2 separate regions of the Homo sapiens genome follow, and region 2 is linked to region 1. A link is an interaction called in ENCODE POLR2A ChIA-PET data of the cell type or tissue named here. Cell type or tissue: K562. All regions are shown on one strand. Links, peaks and the distances in the headings refer to the core of each region. The heading gives the core; the rest is flanking DNA.

Evidence for each region. Peaks named below come from ENCODE experiments on the same cell type or tissue, not always from the same donor. Only the 100,000 strongest peaks of a DNase experiment are listed, where the experiment ranks them.
Region 2: POLR2A ChIA-PET joins it to region 1 with 6 read pairs; 2 of 35 experiments call an interaction of 5 or more read pairs at or near these places.

Annotation. Positions count from the first base shown.
Region 1 is chr1:200,895,354-200,907,276 of GRCh38, reverse strand. It overlaps INAVA (innate immunity activator), which reads right to left. Exons shown (of 10, transcript NM_001142569.3): 2 at 8,822-8,970; 3 at 7,680-7,804; 4 at 7,057-7,173; 5 at 6,118-6,340. The coding sequence starts at 8,876. Among named protein-coding and RNA genes, the nearest start is that of INAVA, 6.4 kb to the right of the region's middle. RefSeq lists a silencer at 1,225-1,344 and enhancers at 9,049-9,638, 9,639-10,226, 10,950-11,460, 11,461-11,923. In K562, for the core only: no CTCF peak of the experiment used is centred there; a DNase peak (open chromatin) is centred at 4,946; H3K27me3 peaks cover 3,471 bases.
Region 2 is chr1:200,528,936-200,540,858 of GRCh38, reverse strand. LOC107985459 (a long non-coding RNA gene) reads left to right here and starts at 9,820. Exons shown (of 3, transcript XR_001737816.3): 1 at 9,820-9,915. RefSeq lists a silencer at 5,064-5,133. In K562, for the core only: a CTCF peak has its summit at 5,058; a DNase peak (open chromatin) is centred at 5,038.

The DNA.
Region 1 (11,923 bases), core at 3,039-7,038:
AACCTTGAATAAACCATTTCAATGCTCTAGACCTCAGTTTCCCCACCTGTCAAAAAAAAAGAAAAAGGGTGTCCTCTGGCAGGGCTTCTTGGTAGTGGAAAGGAAAGACAAAGGGTCATTTTGGAAGGCCCTTAGGATAAAAAGAATTTCATGGCCAGGCGCGGTGGTTCATGCCTGTAATCCCAGCATTTTAGGAGGCCAAGGCAGCAGATGGCTTAAGCCCAGGAGTTCAAGACCCACCTGGGCAAGATGGTGAAATCTGGTCTCTACAAAAAATACGAAAATTAGCCAGGCATGATGGTGCATGCCTGTAGTCCCAGCTACTTGGGAACCTGAGATGGGAAGATCACTTGAGCCTGGGAGGTCGAGGCTGCAGTGAGCCGTGATCACACCACCGCACTCCAGCCTGGGCAACAGAGTGAGACCCTGTCTCAAATAAAAAAAAGGGAATTTCACTCTAACTTTTGTATAATCATCTCACATCACAAACACAATTCAAAGATCCCAATGTGAGACCTCCTGTGTTACCAACAACAAGAGGAACGCAAGGTAGGAATTTGAATTTAAGATAAGGTCTGGCCAGCTGGCCCCAGGGAAGTTTCTTCAGTTGGTGATCTGGCAAGTCACCTGAAGGAAATTCAGTGTGACTTTACTTCATGGTATAGCAGCACTTTTTACCTAAGAAATCAGAGGGAACTCATTTGTGCTATTGCTTTTGAAGAAACTTAAGCCTTCAGATTTTTTTTTTTTTTTTTTTTGAGATGGAGTCTCATTCTCTTACCCAGGCTGGAGAGCAGTGGTGTGATCTCGACTCACTGCAACCTCCACCTCCCAGGTTCAAGCGATTCTCCTGCCTCAGCCTCCCGAGTAGCTGGGATTACAGGCACACACCACTATGCCTGGCTAATTTTTGTATTTTTAGTAGAGACGGGGTTTTGCCAGGTTGGCCAGGCTGGTCTTGAACTCCTGACCTCAGGTGATCCACCCACCTCGGCTTCCCAAAGTGCTGGGATCACAGGCGTGAGCCACCACACCCGGCCAGGCCTTCAGATCTTGAGAATAAGCCTAAAGTGACCTGGATGGAACTCACGAAACATTTTCAACTGTGTTTGAGAATGAAGATGAGGAAAAAGTAATAATTGCTAATGTTTCTACTGTGCCAATACATTTCTAAATACAGCACTTTATATATATTAATTCAGGTAATTCTCATAACAACCACGTAAGGTAGATATTATCACCTGCAAGTGACAGTTGAGGAAACCACGTCTCAGAGGAGTTGAGTAACGTGGTTTAGGTTATACATTCAACAAAGGTGGTTGAGTCAGAATTCACACCCAGACAGTCTGACTGGAGTCTGCTCTTAACCACAACCCTTTATGGGCTCTCCCCTGTGAGCTTGCATCTCAAATGCATGGGCATTGCCCAGGAAGTTTCAAAAAAAGTAAAAAGTTCCAACCATCTTGAAATCCCTTACAACAGAGGTTAGCAAACTATGGCCCAGGGGTCAAATCCAGTTCAATAGCTGCTTTTGTAAATAAATGTTTATTGGAACACGGCTATGAATTTGTTTATGTAATGTCTGGCTGTTTTAGCACTGAAGTAGCAGAGTTGAACAGTTGTGATAAAGACCAAAGAGCCTACAAAGACTAAAATATGTACTGTCTGGCTCTTTATGGAAAAGTTTGTTAACCTTTGCTCCACAAAGGTTTAACCCATCTTTTTAAAGATGGGTTGTTACAATGTTGCCTAGGCTGGAGTGCAGTGGCCCGATCACAGCTCACTGCAGCCTTGACCTCCTGAGCTCAATCAATCTCCCACCTCAGACTCCTGAGTAGCTGGGACTATAGGTGTCCACAACCATGCCTATCCAATTTTTTTATTTTAGTTATTTGTAGAGACAGGGTCTCCCTGTGTGGTCCAGGCAGGTCTCATACTCCTGGGCCCAAGAGATCCTCCTGCCTTGGCCTCCCAAAGTGCTGGGATTACAAGCTTGAGCCAACATGCTCAGCCTGCTCCGCAATTTAATGAAAAAATCTTTACCCAGAGCAGGCAGTAGATTTCTAGGACATACGGTACCAGGAGCTGGGCTTGACTCCTGAGTAGCCAGCCAGCCCATGCTTTGCTTGGCTCACAAGTAGCCTTTGCTTTAGGGTTCAATTAAAGAGACCCCCTCTTACTGAATTCTGGTCTCCTGCCTTTGATCTTTTATAAAAACCTTAGGAATAAAGATTTTCATTGGGCCAGGCACACCTATAATCTTAGTTACTCCAGAGGCTGAGGCAGGAGGTTTGCTTAAGACCAGGAGTTTGAGACCAGCCTGGGCAATATAGCAAGATCCCATCTCTAAAATAGTTTTTTTGTTTTGTTTTGTTTTAATTTGCTGGGTGTGGTGGCACATGACTGTAGTCCCAGCTACTAGAGGCTGAGGAAGGAAGATCACTTGAGCCCAGGAGTTCAAGGCTGCAGTGAGGTATGATCACACTACTGCACTCCAGCCTGAGCAACAGAACAAGACCCTGTCTCTAAAAAGATTGGAAAAAAAAAAAAAAAGATTCAGGTTTCTGAGAGCTGCTCACTATCTCAGCAACTGTCCCAACCCTGCCCTAGCTCAGCGTTCCCCTGCCCCGCAGCAGCATCGCAGGACACCCCAGACAGAGGGGTAACGGTGGAGATTTTACTCACAAATGCTGAGCTTCCCCCAAGGCTATGCTGTCCAACACAGTTGCCACTAGCCGCATGTGGCTATTTTCATTAAAACTAAATAAAGTCAGTTCCTCAGTCACACTAGGCACAGTTCAAATGCTCCATAGCCACATGCAGCGAGTGGCTACTGTATTGGACAGCACAGATACAGAACACTTCCACCATCTCAGAAATGCTATGAGCGGCCAGGCGCAGTGGCTCACGCCTGTAATCCCACCACTTGGGAGGCCAAGGCGGGAGGATCCCTTGAGGTCAGGAGTTCGAGACTAGCTTGGACAATTTGGTGAAACCCCATCTCTACTAAAAATACAAAAATTAGCTGGGCGTGGCAGCACGCATCTGCAGTCCCAGCTACTCAGGAGGCTGAGGCAGGAGAATCGCTTAAACCCGGTAGGTGGAGGTTGCAGTGAGCTGAGATGGCTCCACTGCACTCCAGCCTGGATGAGAGAGCAAGACTCCGTCTCAAAAAAAAAAAAAAAATGTTATGAGGATGTGGCTAATGGCTGGTGTTGTTGATCAACAGATGCATCCAGAGTGCCTATTACATTGCACAGGTGGGTGCTGGGTGGCCCTCATGCGGTTCACTCTAGTAAATGAGCTCAACACCTGACTGCTCCCTGCCACTGCAAAGTATGGCTGATGACTCTCACCTAGCAGTTACTTTCCCAAACTAAATTACCCTTGTATGGAGCCCAAGGGGGCAGGGTGGTTTTTTATTTCGGTTTTTGGGTTGTTTGCTTTTTTCCCTTTTTTTTTTTTTTTTTTTTGAGACAGAGTTTCGCTCTTGTCACCAGGCTGGAGTGCAATGGTGCAATCTCGGCTCACCGCAACCTCCGCCTCCTGGGTTCAAGTGATTATCCTGCCTTAGCCTCCCGAGTAGCTGGGATTACAGGCATGCGCCACCATGCCTGGCTAATTTTGTATTTTTAGTAGAGATGGGGTTTCTCCATGTTGGTCAGACTGGTCTTGAACTCCCGACCTCAAGTGATCCACCCGCCTCGGCCTCCCAAAGTGCTGGGATTACAGGTGTGAGCCACTGCACCTGGCCTCCTGTTTTTTTGTTTTGTTTTGTTTTTTGTTTTTGAGACAAAGTCTCACTCTGTTGCCAGGCTGGAGTGCAGTGGCACGATCTCGGCTCCCTTGATCCTGGGCTCCACCTCCCAGGTTCAAGGGATTCTCCTGGCTCAGCCTCCCGAGTAGCTGGGACTACAGACATGCACCACCATGTCTGGCTAATTTTTGTATTTTTAGTAGAGATGGGGTTTCACTATGTTGGCCAGGCTGGTCTTGAACTCCTAACCTCATGATCCGCCCACCTTGGCTTCCAAAAGTATTGGGATTACAGGCATGAGCCACAGTGTCCGGCCTTCCCTTTTTAATTCAAAACACCTCAGCTACTAATAATTCTGCTTTACTTCCTCCTTTCTAGGAGGGCTCGGCTGGGCAGAGGAGCCACAAAACAGAAATTACTTGTCTAGAACTGATCCCTTCTGTGCTCTCACAACAGGACTTTAGATCCCAGGGCCTGAAGTTGGCCAGTGGGATCTTGATTCCTGATGTGGGAAAGTCAGCAACTACACCAGTTGTCTCCTCTCCACAGCTCTGTCTTCACCTGTACTGAGGGCTCCAAGGTTTCAGAACCTCATCCTCCTGCCTTCCACAGAGCCCCAGGCCAGTCCTGGCCTGCTCCCGACTCCCAACAAGAAGCATTATGGGTCACAATGGCAGCATCAGGGTGACACTCCCCTGCCACCCATCATGGGCAGAAGCTCCCAGCAATGGCAGCCCCGGTGGGCAGGGGAGGCTGCTGAGCAGTGTGAGGCTGGACCGGGGAGCAGGAGGCGCTGCAACCAACGGGCATATCTCACCACCCTGACCTCTCCCTGCAGGCACAGAGCAAGTTGGCCCTTAGGGGCTTCCATGTCCAATTCAGCAGCTACCTTTCAAGGTTGCTGTCAAGTCCTGGGATCCCTGTTGAGAGTGGAGTAAGGTTGTAGAACTTGTCTTCCATTAGAGCCTCAGAGACTGGGAGTGTTGTTCTGCGGCCAAGCCAGAACCACTGGAACCGGACAGAGGTCTGGCCATTTTCCCTGGGTCAGCCCCACTGTCTTCTGAGTTTACTGGGTTAACTGTCACATGGAGGCACCTCCTCCTTTATCACCTACTCTTGGCTGCGGGAGGTGACCTGGGTGGTGTCTGGTCATGCACTTTCTACCCTAAATTAAAAGCCATGGATAGGAGCAGGGACTTCTGAGACCTGTGCTGAGATAACTCCCTGCCTGAGGCATAGGCTGCAGGGCACAGGGACTAGCAAGGGCTTTCCAGCTTCCCCATGACTGCTCCCAGGCTGAGGAGTAGTCTTGGCAAAAAGCCAACACGATATGCAGGGATGGGAGCCTGAGAATGTGAATGAAGGCCGAGACCTCTGAATCCAATTCTGGATTTTTTTTTGCAGGGCCACGGCCTCATTCCCTCCCGGTTCCCTCTGAGGCAGCCAGGGAGGTCTGGGTCCCATGTGAGAGACGGGGGGCAGAGCTGAGTCATGGGCCTGCTGCGGTGGGGTTTGGAATGGAGAGATGCAAGTCCTGACCTGACAGGCTGGCCTTGGGTCAGGACAAAGGAAAACAGTCACACCTAAGGGCTCAGAACCACCTGTTGGAAGCTAACCTGTGGTGGACACACTGATGTGATGTGGCAGCACCTGGGCATCAACAACTCACTAGGTGCCCCCACGGCCACTAGTCTCTGGGCCAAGGAGCTCAGGGATTGAACTACAGACACAAGGAGGGCAGAGAACAGACATGGAAGGATCCCACCCTTGACCAGGGTGGTTGTAGATACTTAAGGGGCTGTGGGGTGTGGCACCAGTCCTGCTGGATTTCAACCTGAACATCTCCTAAGTAGCTGTGGGCCCCTGAAACAATTCAGTGATCAGTAACACATAGCAATCGTCAAACCCTTTGCTGCCTAACTCAGGCCAGGGGACTACACATCAACTCAGAGCCTTGGGCTCACGGGAGCCTCACACTACCCTGACCCAGAGATGCCATCACCCTGTGGGCCTGGAGGGCAGCGGGGCCAGCCTGGGCTACCCAGTTGAATACACCTTGGATTCAGCTCAGGGTCAGCTGAGAAATATCTCTGTGTAGGAAGTCTCTTGAAGGTAGTGTATTTTGAGGAGGATACGGAAGGAGAGAGTAGGGTGTTTTCTAAGGAGACGGAGAAGAAGACCTCACAGGATGGGGAAGCCTTGCTGGAGTTGGAGAGAATCAGGATGGGGTGGAGCTGAACCCAAGAATCAGCTTTACCCAGCTGGAGCCAAATGCAAAGGCAGTGGCACGGGGCTGTGCGCCCACCATCCCTCAAAAGCTCATTTAAGGAGCATGGCCCCCCTCAGGGCAGCCGGCTCACCTCGGCCCAGGGGGAGAGCAGCAGCCGGAGGTGGCTCGCTATTGCGCCGCCGCTCGACCAGGCAGCGCTGGAGCTCCTGCAGCTTCTTCTCCTCCTGCAGCATGGAGTGCTTCCGCTGCCGCCGAGCCTGCCTGCTGAGGTTCTCCTCCAGGCACAGCCGACGGGCTGCCTCTGTGATCTGCAGCTGCAGGGCCAGCTGGCGCTCCAGGCTGCTTAGGGGGTCCTGAGAGAGGGGGCAGGAGTGAGGCTAGAGAGAGGCAGGGAGATTGGGGGCCCAGAGGGTGGACAGCAGCCCTGACACAGTGCTCTAGGTCCCAGTCCTAAGCCCTGAGGACAGAAGAGAGGCAGACAGCAGCACCAATGGACGGACGTGGAGCAGAGGGTGAAGGAGTGGGAGGAGCCGAAAAGCAAACTTGTCAGCCTGAAAAGCTGGCATGGGCACCCACCCACCAGCCCACCTGCTGAACCGGGCAGGGTGGGAACCCAAGTGGGACACTTTCCCTCCTGACCCCAAAGGGTGGGGCAGGCTGGCCCATGGGAAACTGCTGCCATTGACGCCACAGGGGAAGGGCACCCAGGGCCTGACTGCCCCCACCTCCTCCTGAGAAAGGAGGACAGCCCTAGGGGCCAGAGTAACCTGTCTGAGCAGGCTATTGCCCGCTGGGTTGGTGGCTGGTGCTCTTAACTGATCTTCTGCCCAATGGGGTCAAACCCAGTGTCCTCCCTTGAGCTCCCAGCTCTCGGTTCCTTAGTGGCGCCCCTTCTCCACAGCCATTTGGGCTACATATTCATGGTGTCTCTCACCAACAGGCAGCCAAGCACCCTCACTGGGTGTGAAAGGGTGGAAGGGAACCTGCCAGGGTACTGAGCTGAGGTGTGGCGTCTCAGTGATCAGCTTTGGGGATCGAGGGGTACTGGCAGCTTCCTGAGGTTCCTCACCTCTCTGTGCAAGGCCCAGTCATCCAGTTTGTAAGCCGCTCCGATCCTGCGGCGAACCTTGGGGGCCTTTTCCCCTGGTTTGAGGGGATACTCCGCTGGCAAGGTGCCCGTCAGCTCCTGGGGAGGAAGCAGAGACCAGCCAGGTCCTCTCCACCTGCCCAGACTTGGCTCACTGGCCCCTGCACTGCATGTGCCTGCCTTCCATAGAAGCCCTGGTGGGACCACCCTCCACCCCACCTCATCCCATCCTCCACACTGTCTCTCCTGTCTTCAGACCCACTCTGCACTCCTCCCCTTTCCCTTCAGACCTCTTTCTGATCACTTCCTCCAGAGCTACACCGACCCGGGTTACAGCACTCATATGCACTTATGTCTGTGCAGTCCCTCTGCAGCCCCTGATGAACTTTGTTCTCTGTGCCTGGGCCCCTGCCTGGGTCTGACTCTTCTCCATCCAGCACAAGGTCAAACACTGCATCATGGGGACTCTGGGCCCCAGCCCCCAGCCTGATGTCCAGAATTCCCTCAAGAATGGGGCTCCCTCTCCCCAGCTCCCGCATCCCCACACGTGGCTCCACAGCTCCTGAGATGAACCCGATGCTTGTGTGTGCTGGCTGGGGCCTCACCGCTTCCCGAAGGCAGAGTCTCCTCAGCTCCTCCAGGCAGGCCTCCAGCCTCGCTTCCAGGGCCCTCTGCTGCTTGTGCACTGCATGGGTCAGCTCCTTCATTGGGGAGACCGGGCTGTCGGGGCCTGCAAGGGTTGGGGGGCACATGCTCAGGGAGGCTGAAGATGGAAGCCTCCTCCGTTACTTATTGACCACCCCTAGGGGAATGCACATGCACACACATGCACACACACACACACATCTCATGCCTGCCCACAAATTGCAGGCTGGCTGCTGTGGCCTGTGTCACAGCCACAAAACACCACGTCTCTTGGCTGCACAAATGTTACAACTCAGAAGGGAGGGTCGTCCCACCAGGTGACCTATGGTGGGGGAGTGCAGGGGAGGGAGTTCTGCCGGTGCAGTCCTCCCCCCACTCCTCCTCCCTTCTTCTTCCTCTTTTCCTTCTCCTTCTTCTTCCTGTCTCTCTCTCTCCCTCTCCCCACTACCCCTCTCTCTTGCACACACACATAAGCCTCTTCTTTCTTGTCCTCTGTCAAGACTAGGCCAGACTAGGCCCACAGGTCTGGCCAAACAGAGAGGCAAGACCTTCACATTGGCCAGATGATATATTTTTTTTGAGACGGAGTCTTGCCCTGTCGCCCAGGCTGGAGTGCAATGCCGCGATCTCGGCTCACTGCAACCTCCGCCTCCCAGGTTCAAACGATTCTTCTGCCTCAGCCTCCCACATAGCTGGGACTATGTGGTAGCCAGGATGGTCTCGATCTCCTGACCTTGTGATCCGCCCACCTTGGCCTCCCAAAGTGCTGGGATTACAGGCATGAGCCACTGTGCCTGCCTGAGATTTTTCAACTTCTCAGCTGGGGCTAAAGTTGAACATTGCAGATCCCTCTTCCAGATAGAACCAAAACTCCAAGCCAGTTTTCTCCAGGGAGGAAAACTCCACATGTCCCTGAGGCTCCAGCCCTTCCAGAACCTCCCCCTCCTCCCAGCAGAGGCCTCTCCCTCCCCTTCCTCTCAGCCCTTGGGAGTCTCAGCCCAGCCAGCCCTAGTGCCTGAGGGCTCAGGACTCAGGAGTCAGGGCCAGGGACCAGGGACCAGGGACTAGGGACTAGGGCAGGGGGATTTCCCTGAACACTCACCAGACTGCAGGATGATGCCACTGTCGGTGTCGCTGACCTCATCCTTACTCTCCATGGTGGATTTCTGGAAGGAGAGGGCACAGAGCAGGGAGGGGGGACACCGTGACCAGCCTGGGCCAGGTTGTGTAGGTAGCCTGGAGCTTCCCCAGCTTTAAAGAGAAAAGAGAACAATAACAAAAAAGCTAGATATGAACCATCTTGGTTACAAAAAGCTGAATAGATGCTTGAGAGCAGGGGAGTGGAAGGGAGGACTGTGCTTCAGGAACCATCTGGGGCAGGAGATTCTGGCACTGGGGGTGCTGACCTAGAGAAGGGGCTGTGGGCCTCACCAGCAAACCCTGTTCTCAGTGGGCTCTCAGGGGCCCAGCCTAACTCCCCTCTGGGCCAAAGTCCTCTAGGCCTAAGGGGGTCGACAGCTGTGGTAGCCACAAGAACCGCTCGACTGGGGAGAAGGGCAAGAAGGAAAAGAGCAGAGACAGGATAAAAAGGAAGGGGACAAAAAATGGGATGGGATAACAAAGAAAGGAGGAAGGAAGCCCAGCATGGTGGCTCACGCCTGTAATCCCAGCATTTCTGGAGACCAAGGCAGAAGGATAGCTTGAGCCCAGGAGTTCAAGACCAGCCTGGACAACTTAGACCCCATCTCTCCAAAATGAAACTTAGCTGGGCATAGTGGTGTGCACCTGTAGTCCCAGCTACTCAGGAGGCTGAGGCAGGAGGATTGCCTGAGCCTGGAGAAGTCAAGGCTGCAGTGAGCCATGTTCACGCCATTGCACTCCAGCCTGGACAACAGAGAGACCCCGTCTCCAAAAAAAAAAGAAAGGAGGAAGGGGAAGACATCTTTATGGGACACAGCTATCCTCAACCCAAGAACCCAGGAGGTGTGAGGCATGTCCTACGCCCCAGTGGCTGAGGACACTTCAAGAAGTGGGCAGGCACATGGCCAAGGCCCTGGTCTGGGGCCTCCGAAGTCCAGGACGCCCACTCTCTGAATTGGCGCCCTGGACTCTGAACTTCACATCATCTGCAGATATGTGCAGCCACTGTATGCCAGAGAGCTGTCCCAAAGCCCTCAAACAACTTTCAAGCCATCAATTACTCCTGGGAGACCACTGAAGGGGAATCAGCCTAGATCCCCTACACCCCACAGCCAGGGGAGACCCAGGGCTGTGTCTATCAGGGTTGCCAAGAGTTGACAGGAGAGGGGCAAGCAGTGACTAGAGCAGAAGCTGTGCAAGGACAGAAAGGAGATCACCTGCTCCTCTGCCTGCTTCGGGGTGGAGAACACTTGGGTGGTACAGGTGCCATCCCATTGTGTCGGCTCAGCTAGGGACCAGTCACCCAGATAACACCTGTGCCCACCCCCTCTCCCTCCTCACCAACCCACACCCCTGGTTGGGGTCCCAGCTGGCCAGGGCCTGGCAGCTGCTGGCTGCAGCAGGGGTGGGAGGGGTGGGCGGAGCCCATGCAGGTGGTTGGGTCTGGAAAGAGAGCTCAGCCACCTCCTCACTGAGTCAGCCCATTGAGCAAGAGTCCAAAAGTCCTTCCGAGTTTCTGTCTGGAGCCTATCCTGCCTCCTCAGAGCGCGGGGCCGCAGGGTGGGGGAGGTGAGCTCCACCCCTCCTCAGGCAGCCAACACGACAGAAAAGTCGGCCTTGGGAAAGCTGGTAACAAAGCAAGGCCAACAGGGAGAGGGGACTGCTGTCAGCCAGGTCCCTGGTGATACCTCTCCACCCATCAAGATGATAAGAGCAGGACGATCAAGAACTTTTATAGACCTACATAAACAACACAGCAACCACAGGCAGCAACAATCAAACACAAAGCCCTGAAAGCAACATGTACCTTGCACTTTGGAATTTCAATTATTCAAGGAAGTCTAGAGAATGCATGGGAGAATTATTTTTTTTAACTTTATGGGAGGCCTTTGCAAACATGCCAAAGTTCTGAAAGATTGGCCATATATTCTGGAACCCCACCCCGCAGGATACTTAGGATGACTATTAGCTCTGCACTGTCCATCTGTCCCAAACTCTATCCCTCGTAGAGATAAGAACAGGACAGAGGAGCAGGCAGCTCACCCCCACCCCTTCCCACCCACCCTAGCCATCCTCCCACCCTCCCCAGAAGCCAAGAGCAGGGTGCAGCCAGAGGTAGGAAGCAAGGTGGTCTCAGCTAGCATGCTGAGTGTGTCTGCTTTGCACAGAGGAGGAAGTAATGTGGGAGGGGAAGCCATTAATTAGTCACGCTTGCTAATTAATTATTAACCACTAAGTAGTTGCCTTGGAAAGTTGGGCCAACTCAGCCCCTGCTTCTCAGGGGCTCTGAGACTGTTGCAGAGGAGTGGGGACTTACAGGGACAGAGGGGTACCTTAGCACGCCTCCCGTCTCCGCCAGCTTCCCCTTCTCCCAGCTCAGCCCAGTCTCTGACTGCCAGCATCAAAGGGGAGGCACTGATCTTCCCAGTGGTCCCAGCCTGATGCTGGGTCCTCTCTGGGATGACTTGCTGCCCCAAGTAGAGCAAAGAGAACAGCGTCAGATGCCCAGAGCCCCTGGCTGTGGGCTCAAGGCTTGGTTCTGCTGCGGTCTGTACTACCTTGGGGAAGTCACCAGGCCTCCCGGGGCTTCCTTTCCTCCTGTGCACAATAAAGACTGCACAGTGTCTAAAGCCTTTCCAGGTCCCCGGTCTGAATCTCGACCTCTTGGTCAATGTCAGGCCAAGAAGGAAACCCGTACAGCCACATAGCGGACCCTCACATCTGCCTCTGCCGAGGCCGCCCTCCACAGCTGTAGGGAACCTGCCCCAGAGTCAACAGGTGAGAGCGAGGGCACCACCCCCACCCAGGAGGCTATGAGTCTTAAGTGTCTAAGGCATTGCTTTTAGATAAAGGCAGTTCAGGTAACATCCCCACCCCCTCCCTAACACAGGGATCCCTCCTGGGCCTCTTCAAGCTCCAGTACTGGGCCCTAAAAAGCAGCCCACCCGGCTGAACAATGTCCCCAGAAAAAGGCAGAGGAGACCAGAAGGGGCACAGAGGGAGGGAGGGAAACTCCAGAGCACCTTCCCTCAGGCCGGGCCATGGGGGATCCTCCTCTATCCCA
Region 2 (11,923 bases), core at 2,906-6,905, 370 kb after region 1:
CTTCTCATAGTAGTTTCATAATGTAAAGATAAGCACTCTCTCCCATTTTACCAAAGAATAAACAAAAAATGTAGATAATTTTAACTATTTGTCCAAGATTGCACAGGCGGAAAGAATTAGAATTAGGTCTCAAATACTGGTTTATAAACTCCAAATGTTACACTTCTTTATAAATCTTCATGGATGAAACAGTGATGGTAGGAAGAGAGGGTTGAATGATGAATGGAGGAATGGGTGGGTGGACAAGTGGGTGGATAGATGAAAAGGTGGATGGTTGGTTGGGTGGATGGATGGATGAATGGGTGGATGGGTGGATGGATGGATGGATGGATGGTTGGATGGATGGATGAGTAGATGGGTGGATGGGTGAATGGATGGATGGGTGGGTAGATGGATGGGTGGATGGGTGGATGGATAGATGGGTGGATGAATGGACAGGTGGATGAGTGGATGGGTAGATGGTTGGGTGAACGGGTGGATGGGTAGATGGGTGGGTAGATGAATGGATGGGTGGGTACATGGATGAATGGGTGGATGAATGGATGGATGGATGAGTGAACTGATGGCTAGATGGGTGGATGGATGGGAGGGTGAATAGATAAATGGGTGAATGGGTGGATGGATGGGTGGGTGGGTGGAGGATGTGTGGATGGATAGATAGATAATAACAAGAGCTTGCATTTGTTGAACACTTACTATTAGGCAACACTTACTACTACTAAGCTAAGCAGTGTATGTGCAACTGCTCATATAATCAACAAACAACTCTATGAAGGAGGTACTATTGTTAACTTTACCAGCCTAGTTAGAGAAACTGAGACTTGGAGCAGTAATTCTTCTAGGTTACAGGGTGAGGAAGTTGGTAGGGCCCAGATTACAACTCAGGTTTGTTGGAGAATTTTGATCCTCTCTGCTAATTAATGCAGTATTCTGAAAGTATAGATACCACTCCCAGACTCAAATCCTCTCTGGTTTCGTTTGAGCATGTAATTAGTTAGCAAGCATTTTTTTATGTTTGTTTGTTTGTTTTGAGACAGGGTCTCACTCTGTTGCCCAGATTGGAGTGCAGTGGCTGATCACAGCTCACTGCAGCCTCAACCTCCCAAATTCAGGTGATCCTCCCACCTCAGCCTCCTGGGTAGCTGGGACTACAGGTGCCTGCCACCACGCCCAGCTAATTTTTTGTACTTTTTGTAGAGACGGGGTTTCTCCATGTTGGCCAGGCTGGTTTTGAATTCCTGGGCTCAAGCTATCCTCCCACCTCGGCCTCTCAAAGTGCAGGGATTACAGGCATGATCCACTGTGCCTGGCCTGTTTGTTTTTAACTGTAGGTGGGTAAGACTAAACCAACTCCCAGAGGGAAGCCCCTTCCTTTCTTTGCCCCTCTGATTATCTGTCCTGCTGTCACTCTCTATACCGTCATGAAGCCATGAATGTGCTTTTCAAGAGCTTTAAAGCATTCCTGTTTTAAATATCTCATTTTTTAATCTGCCCCAGGCTTGTCATGCTGCTTTGCATGCTCAGTTTTCTTCAAATAAACTTTTTAATTGAAGCATACCAAATATATAAAATACAGAAACTATATGTGTCCTACAAGAATTTCCACTCTGTGAATGCATCAGTGTAGTTGCTACTTAGATAAAGAAACAGAGTATCACAAACACTGGAAGCCCTTCTGATGCCTGCTCCTAGTCATTGATCCCAAAGGTAACCCCCACCCTGACTTTTAACACCATCATTACTTGTGCCTGTTTTTGAGGTTTCTATAAGTAGAATCATACCTATGAACTCCTGTGTTTAACCTCTTTTGCTTAATATTATCTCTGTGAGATTTAGGTTGTTATGTATAGTGGTAGTTCATTTTCCTTGCTGTATAGTATTCCATTGTATGACTGTCACAGTTTATTCATCTAATAATAAATTAGACTTATTATTGCATTAATAATAAATGGTGATAAATTGCTTGCTTTTTTTTTTTTGGATCTCACTCTGTTGCCCAGGCTGGAGTGCAGTGGCGTGATCTCGGCTCACTGCAACCTCCACCTCCCAGGTTCAAGCAATTCTCCTGCTTTGGCCTCCCAAGTATCTGGGACTACAGGCGCACACCACCATGCCTGGCTAATTTTTGTAATTTTAGTAGAGATGGGGTTTCACAATGTTGGCCAGGCTGGTCTCAAACTCCTTACCTCAGGTGATGCACCTGCCTTAGCCTCCCAAGGTGCTGGAATTACAGGCATAAGCCACCATGCCTGGCCGATAAACTGCATCATTGACCATCCTTCCTATATCCATACCCTTTGTCATGTAACTCTTCAATGCCTTCCCACTGTGGGCACGGTGCAATTCCCTGCATGGGTTTGACCATGTGATTTGCTTTGGTTACAAGGATATTAGCAGAAGTTATGCCATCTTGAAAAAAATGCTCTGAAGATTTGTTTTGCTAGCTCTTGTCTCTCTGCTGTTGCCATGAGACAAAGAGGTGCAAGCTGGTCCTAGGAGCAGGATGAGAGATGTGTAAAGCAGTGCCTCCCCTGAACCCTCCAGAACCCAGCCTAGATGAGCCAGCCATAGAAGCATGAGCTAAAAAATATGCCATTGCTGTATGCCATGGGGATTTGTGTGGCCATAGTTAATTGACACTCCATTCTACAGTTGATGGACCTTGGTGTCATTCTCTGTTTTTGGTAATTACAGTAATGTTGATATGAACATTCTGGTACATATCTTTTGGTGCACACATCTACAGTTTTCCCCATTGCTCAAGAATGTAAAAATTAATAACATGTCCTTATGCAATTTCCTTTATTAATTTTATTATGAAATATATATCCAAAAAGTAAAAGTAACATCTATGTGTCTTTGTTTTCATCTAAGCCTCTGGAGAGATTTACAGTAATTGCAAACAATAATTTCTATGGCAAAAGTGGTTAAGACCTCACTCTTTAACGGTGTGTGCAGCTGCTTACTTTCCTGCAAATAGAAGGCCTTGGGAGGCCAGTGGGAACATGGCCTGGTGGGATCTAAGTTGTTTCTCTTTGCCTCTACAAGCTAAACCAAACCCACTTTGAACTTGTTCTCTCCCAGTTGGTGCCCTTGTCAGGGCCATACATCACCAGCATGCTTCCCCCAGATGACCACTTCAACTATACATCATCCAAGTGAGCTGGGGCTCTCTTAACGTATTGCTCTTATACATCAACAAAGTGAGCTGCGGCTCCAGGAATCTATTAGTGTAATACACCACTAGGGTAAGGCATACTGATAGAGCAAAGCTGGTCGATCTGTGAATTGTAGATATCTAGGAGTTCGGGTCAAGAGAGTAATGCAGATTTCAGGTTGGATTGATGTGGCTATGAATGGTATTTTATGATATAAAGTTTACCTCTGATTTAGAAAGTAATTTAACGTGGGTGACAGCTCAGGTTCGGGCTAAGAGAGGTCGACATGGTAGATATCTGTAACTCTTGGAAGATGTGTTTCAGGAATAAATTACTGTTCTTGATACTTTTATTTCATTTTGCGATATGTCACGGGGGGCACCAGAAAATTGGCCTGGGAGGAAAGTTTTGCACATAAAGCAAAACGGGCTCATTCTGCTGCCTGCCAGGTAAATAAATATGAGGGGAGTGTGGCCTTTGGAAGGCTCAGTTACCATCTGTTTCAGTTGGTCAAAGCTGCATTCTCAGGGTCTTGCTCTTGACCTAATGTTTATGTAACAAAGCAGCACAGCAGTTACAATGCATAAATTGTTATCAGTTTCTGCAAGACTCCAGAGATCAGAAGAATTGTAGCGTTTAGGCAGAGGAACAAGGGAATACAGAAAGTACAATGACCAGACCCCAATGGGTGGTTCAAATAAATTAGGCCCCACATCAGGGGCACATAGCTACATTTGTTGCTCAGGACAGAAGCAGCTCTGTTCTGTACCATAGGCATAACAACCATATGCATAACTGACAGCTTCTGATGAGACATGGAAAGAATTTTCTGGAGACTCTCAAGAGTTACCCACAACTTCATTAGCTATAAAAACAATGGTAGCAAACACTTACTAAATAATTATCCATTGATTCACTTAATGCTCACAACAGCCTTATGAGTTAGGACCTATTAGCTGTCTCTGAAAGTTCAGAAGAGTGAAGCACAGAAGAGTTGAGGGACTTGCCCTATGTCACACAGCTGCTACAGGTAAATGATGAAGATGGGATGAAGCCAGGTAATCTGGATCCAGACTTTCTGCTGTTAGCCACCAAGAGCAGAGCCCCAAACCTAGCTGCACATCAGTATCACCTGGGTAGCTTTTTTTTTTTTTTTTTTTTCTGAGACAGAGTCTTGCTTTGTCTCCCAGGCTGGAATGCAGTAGTCGCAATCTTGGCTCACAGCAACCTCCACTTCCCAGCTCAAGCAATCCTCCAGCTTCAGCCTCCTAAAGTGTTGGGATTACAGGCATGAGACACTGCTTCCAGCACTGGGTAGCTTTTTAAAAATACTAACACCTGACTAGGTGCAGTGGCTCACGCCTATAATCCCAGCGCTTTGGGAGGCTGAGGTGGGAGGATCACTTGAGGTCAGGAGTTCGAGACCAGCCTGGCCAACATGGTGAAACCCCATCTATACTAAAAGTACAAAAAATTAGCTGGGTGTGATGGCTGGTGCCTGTAACCCCAGCTACTAGGGAGGCTGAGGCATGAGAATCACTTGAACTTGGGAGATGGAGGTTGCAGTGAGCTGAGATCGCGCCACTGCACTCCAGCCTGGGGACAGAGTGAGACTCCGTCTCAAAAAAAAAAAAAACAACCCTGACTCTCAGAGATTTTGATTTATAATTGGTCTGGGGTAGGAATGACCTATACATAGGTTTTTGCAGCTTATTTTCTATTGTGCAGGCAAAATGAGAAATAACTCGATATCTGTCAATAAATGGTACTTATTTTTATTATAATATTTTAATGCAAATACACCTGAAAAGGGCAGAAGTCACTTTCCAATCAGCAAGTGCGAGGCAGTGCCACCTGGGTAGTGAGTCACTCATTGGCTCAATGGCAACACCCAGAGGCAAAGTAAACAACTGCAGATTACTATGCGTTGCCTAGCTTAGACATCAGATGCCAGCTGCCTCACAGGGCCTAATATAAGTCATGGGCCCCTTTTAAAAGTAGAAAGTGGGCTGGGCATGGTGGCTTATGCCCTGTAATTCCAGCACCTTGAGAGGACAAGGCAGGAGGATCATTTGATGTCAGGAGTTCGAGACCAGCCTGGCCAACATGGTGAAACCCTGTCTCTACTAAAAATACAAAAATTAGCTGGGCATGGTGGTGGGCGCCTGTAATCCCAGCTAGTTGGGAGGCTGAGGCAGGAGAACTGCTTAAAAGAAAAAAAAACCCTGGAGGCAGAGGTTGCCGTGAGTCAAGATTGCACAACTGCACTCAGCCTGGGCAACAGAGTGAGACTCCACCTCAAAAAAAAAAAAAAAAAAAAAAGTAGAAAGACTTTAAAAGTAAAAGTACTTTTAAATTTAACACCAATTTTTGGAAAGATTTTAGAAATTTCTGCTTATCTCAAAGGCAATGAGTATTTTGTTCCAGTGGAGATGCCTTACATAGTTCATATCAGTCGTGATAGAGCTTGTGTTCTGTCATTTCAGGCAGCTGAGACAGAACCACGTGCCATTTTTATAGGGGCTCCCTTCCCGTGGGTGTGCCCACTCGCCCCTGTGTGGGGAATCTTTTTTTTTTTTTTTTTTTTTTTTTTGAGACCGAGTCTCGCGCTGTTTCCCAAGCTGGAGTGCAGTGGCGCGATCTCGGCTCACTACAACCTCCGCCTCCCAGGTTCAAGCGATTCTCCTGTCTTGCCCTCCCGAGTAGCTGGGACTACAGGTGCGTGCCACCACACCCAGCTGATTTTTTAAATTTTTAGTAGAGATGGGGTTTCACCATGTTAGCCAGGATGGTCTCTATCTCCTGACCTCGTGATCCGCCCGCCTCGGCCTCCCAAAGTGCTGGGATTACAGGCGTGAGCCACCGTGCCTAGCCCCTGTGTGGGGAATCTCAATGCTGCCTCGTTCTAGTTCTCACTGCCTGACAACTCCAATCTACACTGCAGGCCAAATGGAAAATGGCACAAACCCAACTCATTCACACATCCATTTGGCATTTGCAACAAAAATCAGGAAACATGGTCATTCTTCAAGGGTTTTCTATGTAATGAGGACAGAATGCAGATACAAATTAACATCTTAATATTACAAATTCTTTGAACAGTATATTAATGTTTCTTATGCAATATAACCAGGTGAAATTACCTGAAACTGACCATTAAGCTTTTCGATGCTAATACAGAGTGTAGATCTTTCTGTGCAACATTTGATTTTAGCCCAAAGCTTTAAACCCTATTAACATCTAAATGCTGAATGAGGCTATAAAATATGCATATATAATTTTGGGAACTGAAACAGATAACCTTTTAAAATATAATTGATGACACCTGTAATCCCAGCACTTTGAGAAGCTGAGGTGGGCACATCACTTGAGCCCAGGAGTTCAAGACCAGCCTGAGCAACATAGCAACACTTCATCTCTACAAGAAATACAAAAAAATTAGCCAGGCATGGTGGCATGTGCCTGTAGTGCCAGCTACTTGGGAGGCTGAGGTGGGAGGATCAACTGAGCACGGGAGGGTAAAGCTCTAGTGAGCCATGATCATAACACTGTACTGTAGCCTGGGCTACTGAATGAGACCGTGTATCAAATATACAAATAATTGAAAAAATCTAAGATGCCCACAAAAATCTTAATTTCATAACTGTTCTGATATGCATTATATATAATAGTTACACTATATCCGATAGTGATAAGTGCTATGGAGAAAAAAAAGACTGCAAGGGATAGAAAGTGCTAGGGTAGCCTTGTGCGGTGGCTCACACCTGTAATCCCAGCACTTTGGGAGGCCAAGGCGGGTGGATCACCTGAGGTCAAGAGTTCAAGACCAGCTTGGCCCACATGATGAAACCCTGTCTCTACTAAAAATACAAAAATTAGCAGGGCGTGGTGGCAGGCCCCTGTAATCCCAGCTACTTGGGAGGCTGAGGCAGGAGAATCGCTTGAACCCGGGAGGTGGAGGTTGCAGTGAGCCGAGACCTCACCATTGCACTCCAGCCTGGGTGACACAGTGAGACTCCGTCTCAAAAAAAAAAAAAAAAAAAAGGAAGAAAGTGTGCTAGGGTCATATGAGTAGGGGTTGCTATTTTATTTAGGGTGGTCAAGGAAGACCTCACTGATAAGATGTAAGAGCAGAGACCTGCAAGAAATGATGAAGCTAGTCATGTGGATACCAGGGAAGAGCATTGGAGGCAGAGGAAACAGCAAATCCCAAGGCTTGAGACAGCATGGGGTCCTAGGCGCTCAAGCTGAGTACATGCAGGAGTGGCAGCAGATGAGAGTTCGATTAGTAAGGGGAGAGGACAGAGCACAGAGGGGCCTCATAGACATTTGTAAGGACTTTGGTTTTTCTGTTGTTGTTTGTTTTGTAGAGACAGGGCCTTGCTGATTTTGCCCAGGCTGGTTTCGAACTCCTGGGCTCAAGGGAACTGCCTGCCTCAGCCTCCCAAAGTGCTAGGATTATAGGCATGAGCCACTATGCCTGGCCAGGACTTTGGATTTGACTCCGAGTAGAGAACCACTGGAGGGTTGTAAGTAGAGGAATGACAGATCTGCCATTTTTTTTTTTTTTTTTTTTTTTTCAGAAGATTCACTCTTTCTGCTGTATGGGGAATAGACTGTTGGGGCTAAGACCAGAAGTCAGTAGATATACAAGAGGAGACAGTGGTGGTCATCAAGTGTTGTCCTCCCACAAACTCCAATAGACTATTCTCCAGTCACACAGGACCAAACTTACAGAGTTCATAAAAATGAACCTTTGGCAAGGATGTTATCCCAGCACTTGAAATAGTTCACATACATATCTGGGGGTCAGGAAGTCTTCCCTTGAGGCTCTGTTGAAGTCTAAGCTTATTAAACAACCACGAAATATTAGAAACCAGTACCAAGATCCAACTAGGGAGCAGTGTGGGATCCACAAAGTTTGGGACAATTGGCTGTGTTTTGTAAAGCAGGAACAAGTTATCCATATTGGTGTCAACGTGACCATGGATTAAAAGTCTTGAGTATGGTGGCTCACGCCTGTAATCCCAGCACTGTGGGAGGCCGAGGCGGGTGGATCCTTGAGACCAGGAGTTTGAGACCTGCCTGGCCAACATGGTGAAACCCCATCTCTACTAAAAATACAAAAATTAGCCGGGCGTGGTGGTGGGCACCTGTAATCCCAGCTACTTGGGAGGCTGAGGCAGGAGAATCCCTTGAACCTGAAAGGTGGAGGTTGCAGTGAGCTGATATTGCACCACTGCACTCCAGCCTGGGTGACAGAGTGAAACTCTGTCTCAAAAAAAAAAGTGTCTTCAGTATGATAAACCCACACAGGAAGAATTGATTAACTGTTGTTAATTAGATGACAAGAACAACAAAGTCGAGTGGGCTTTGTGGAGTGTGCTACCTGAGAGTCCATTTGGTCAGGGACCTAACTGGCCTGATGTGATCCCATAGTGAGGGAGGGAGCAGGGGAAATGACTGCCTAGTCCTCACTCTCCTGCCTCCCTCCAGACTCCCCCTGGGGCCAAATCCAACAAGAAGCCAGACAAGGCAAGGGAACCCCCTGGAATGGGCCATATGGTTCAGCCTCCCCAGCATACAGCCAAGTGGAAGAGGATTTAGTTTAGACCCAGAAAAGCAAGCAATTTCAAGGTCCTATTGGGAGTGTGGAGGAAATGCCCTTCCCAGTCTCTTCCCCCATTGGAGGGGGAATTCAAGAATTAGGATAGAGAGGCCAGGCATGGTGGCTCACGCCTGTAATCCCAGCACTTTGGGAGGCTGAGGCGGGCAGATCACTTGAGGTCAGGAGTTTGAGATTAGCCTGGCCAACATGGTGAAACCCTGTCTCTATTAAAAATATAAAAATTAGCCAGGCGTGGTGGCGGATGCCTGTAATCCCAGCTATTTGGGAGGCTGAGGCAGGAGAATTGCTTGAACCTGGGAGGCGGAGGTTGCAGTGAGCTGAGATCGTGCCACTGCACTCCAGCCTGAGCAACAAGAGTAAAATCTCCATCTCAAAAAAAAAAAAAAAAAAGAAAAAAGAAAAAAAAGAATTAGGATAGAGAGATTGGGCATAGTGCCTGCCTTCCAGTGTGAAATTAATGGAATAGGACTTTGTAAGGAACGCTAGGTGGGATAGGGGACAAATGTTTCATTCACGTAATAAAGTCAAAGTCATGTTAATAGAGGAGTTGATCTTGAATGAAGACTTGATGAGGCTTATTAATAGGATTGACTTTCCCTTTTCCTAAGTGATAATCAAAGAAAAACAAATGGAGGGGAGGGAATCTACCAAACTGCAACAAGGAGAAAAGGAATCACCCCACATCATTTCTTCCCTGCCCCTTTCCCCTCCCTCTTGGGACTAGAAGCTGCTCCATCTCCTCTACCCAGCAGCGAAACAGAGAGGGAGGCTGGGGCCCACCCTCCCACCAGAGGCTGTGAAAACATGCAATACCCGTGAAACCTGTTCACTTCTGGGGGAAAGAAAGTCTGCAGAGAGCGGAAGGAGACAGGTCTTCAGAAAGAGAGGGCATAAAGGGAAAAGGCCCTTTTGTCTGTTGCAGGAGGAGGGAGACTGTGTGAAAGTGACTTAGCACTGTGCCCAGGTGCAAAGTTAGTGCCAAATAAGTGTTAACTGTGGCTTTCTTTCTTCTCTCTCCTCTCTCTCTCTCTCTCACACACACACACACACATGCAGGCACAAGCAGATTCTACTACAAATACCTGTCTTCTGCTATAGGACCATACTCTCACCTGACATCATACTCAGGTAAGTGACATGGGCGAGGTGTGGGAGACTTTAGTAGTGTCCTCTCTGAGATCTCCCCGGGATAGGGCATGGTAAGGCAGCATAGATGCCGATCTCACCAGCCATTACAAAATGCAAAATTTTGCTTCTTTGGAGGTTTTGGCTTAATGTGGGCTCAGTTCCACTGCACCTCTATGGAGTGCAGAGGATGTGGTGGTGTGGCCTCGATGCTTTGAACTAGCTTGAATGCAGGAGCCCAGGGCCCCGAGGAAGGATCACAGCTGCACTGTGGGGAAGTGGGGGGTGCAGCTGCTTAGCTGAGCAGAATGGGAGTGGCTGCAACAGCCTGTAAATGTGCTTGATTTTAGGGTCTTTATCCAAATAAAATATGGCTTGCTGACAGGTTAGGGAACACACCTCACTTCACACATAAACCAGCACTGACATGTTCATTTATTTCTGTAAGGTTTGCAGTCACCTAATGGGGTCGGGTTTACAGGGTGGCCCTTTAGCCCCCACATTTTTTTTCCCTATCAAGTCAAGAAGACTGAAATTCCTGTTGCAAACACCAAAGCCTCTAGGAGAGGCAGAAAAATGACATAGAGCACAGAGCCAACCAATGCAATCCACAAAAATGAGAGTGTATATGCTTAACCATTCCGGAAATATGATAAACACATTTATTTTATTTATTTATTTTTTGAGACAGAGTCTCACTTTGTTGCCCCGGCTGGAGTGCAGTGGCACGATCTTGGCTCGCTGCAACCTCTGCCCCCCGGCTTCAAGTGATTCTCCTGCCTCAGCCTCCTGAGTAGCTGGGATTACAGGTGTGCACCACCACGCCCAGCTAATTTTTGTATTTTTAGTAGAGACGGGGTTTTACCATATTGGCCAGGCTGGTCTCGAACTCCTGACTTCAAGTGATCTGCCTGCCTCAGCTTCCCAAAGTGTTGGGATTACAGGTGTGAACCACCATACCTGGTGGATAAGCACATTTAAAGAGATGCCCACACACTCACATACTGCCTGACATTGTTCATTAATCTTTACAGGAGCCCCTTAAGCTCACCATTTTATACACGGAGAAGAGGTTAAAATTCACACAGCTAACAAGGGCCAGGGCTGAGATTTGAACCTAGTGCACTCTGGTGAGAGGTCTCACCTTCAAACATCCTACCTCGCTGCTGGAGGTGACCACTTAGCAATATTTGCAAAAGGTGCTACAGTTTAGTAAAACAGAAGTGCTTCCTGATTACCTTCCATTCTTGTTAGTCATTTAGGGGTCTGCCAGCTTTTATCACTGGTTAAAATGGTAACCACTTTTCATTCTAAATGAATCCTGCCCTCTAATTAGGAGCTTTAGTAACCTTAGAAGGTGATCTAATGCAAGTAAAATTTAAAAAGATTTTTCACACTTCACTTTTAAAATATGAAATCATGCAGGCAGCTTTGAACCAGTTTTATAACTGTTAGGTTTCCCCCCAGCTGTATAATACCCAGGAAATCAGGCCACCTCACCTTTCTGAGCTTTCAGAACAAACAAAAACTCCAGTAAATCTGGCTTGCTTTATGTTAGTGGCTCTAATTACAACTGAGGGGTCCTGTTCCCCTCTTGCAGCCTCTTTGAGACCTTATGTTAATGGGAGAGCTTCACAGAGTCACTCGTGGTGTTTTCAGTTATGCAGTTTTTTGTTTTTTTTTTTAAACCTGATTTTCTGCTGACACTTACTATTTCTTAAAGTGGCTTTACACTTCTCTTCTTTTGAGTTTGAGCCATGGATGGAAAAACCAGGCAGCTAGTTGTCAGCTCTGGGCTTGGTCTTTATTCTTTGAATGATGCTCCTTAGTTCCCATGGGCAAGGACAAAGCAGGGGACTGTCCTGGGCTGGGACAATCACTCACAGCCACATGATTCATGTGCTCAGTCCAAGCTGGGCATGGCCCAGTGGCGGTGATTTTCATTTGAGTAGACCCGGCTTCGATAAGGATACCTGGAGGGCAACCAGCCAGCTTTTGTGGAGACAATCCC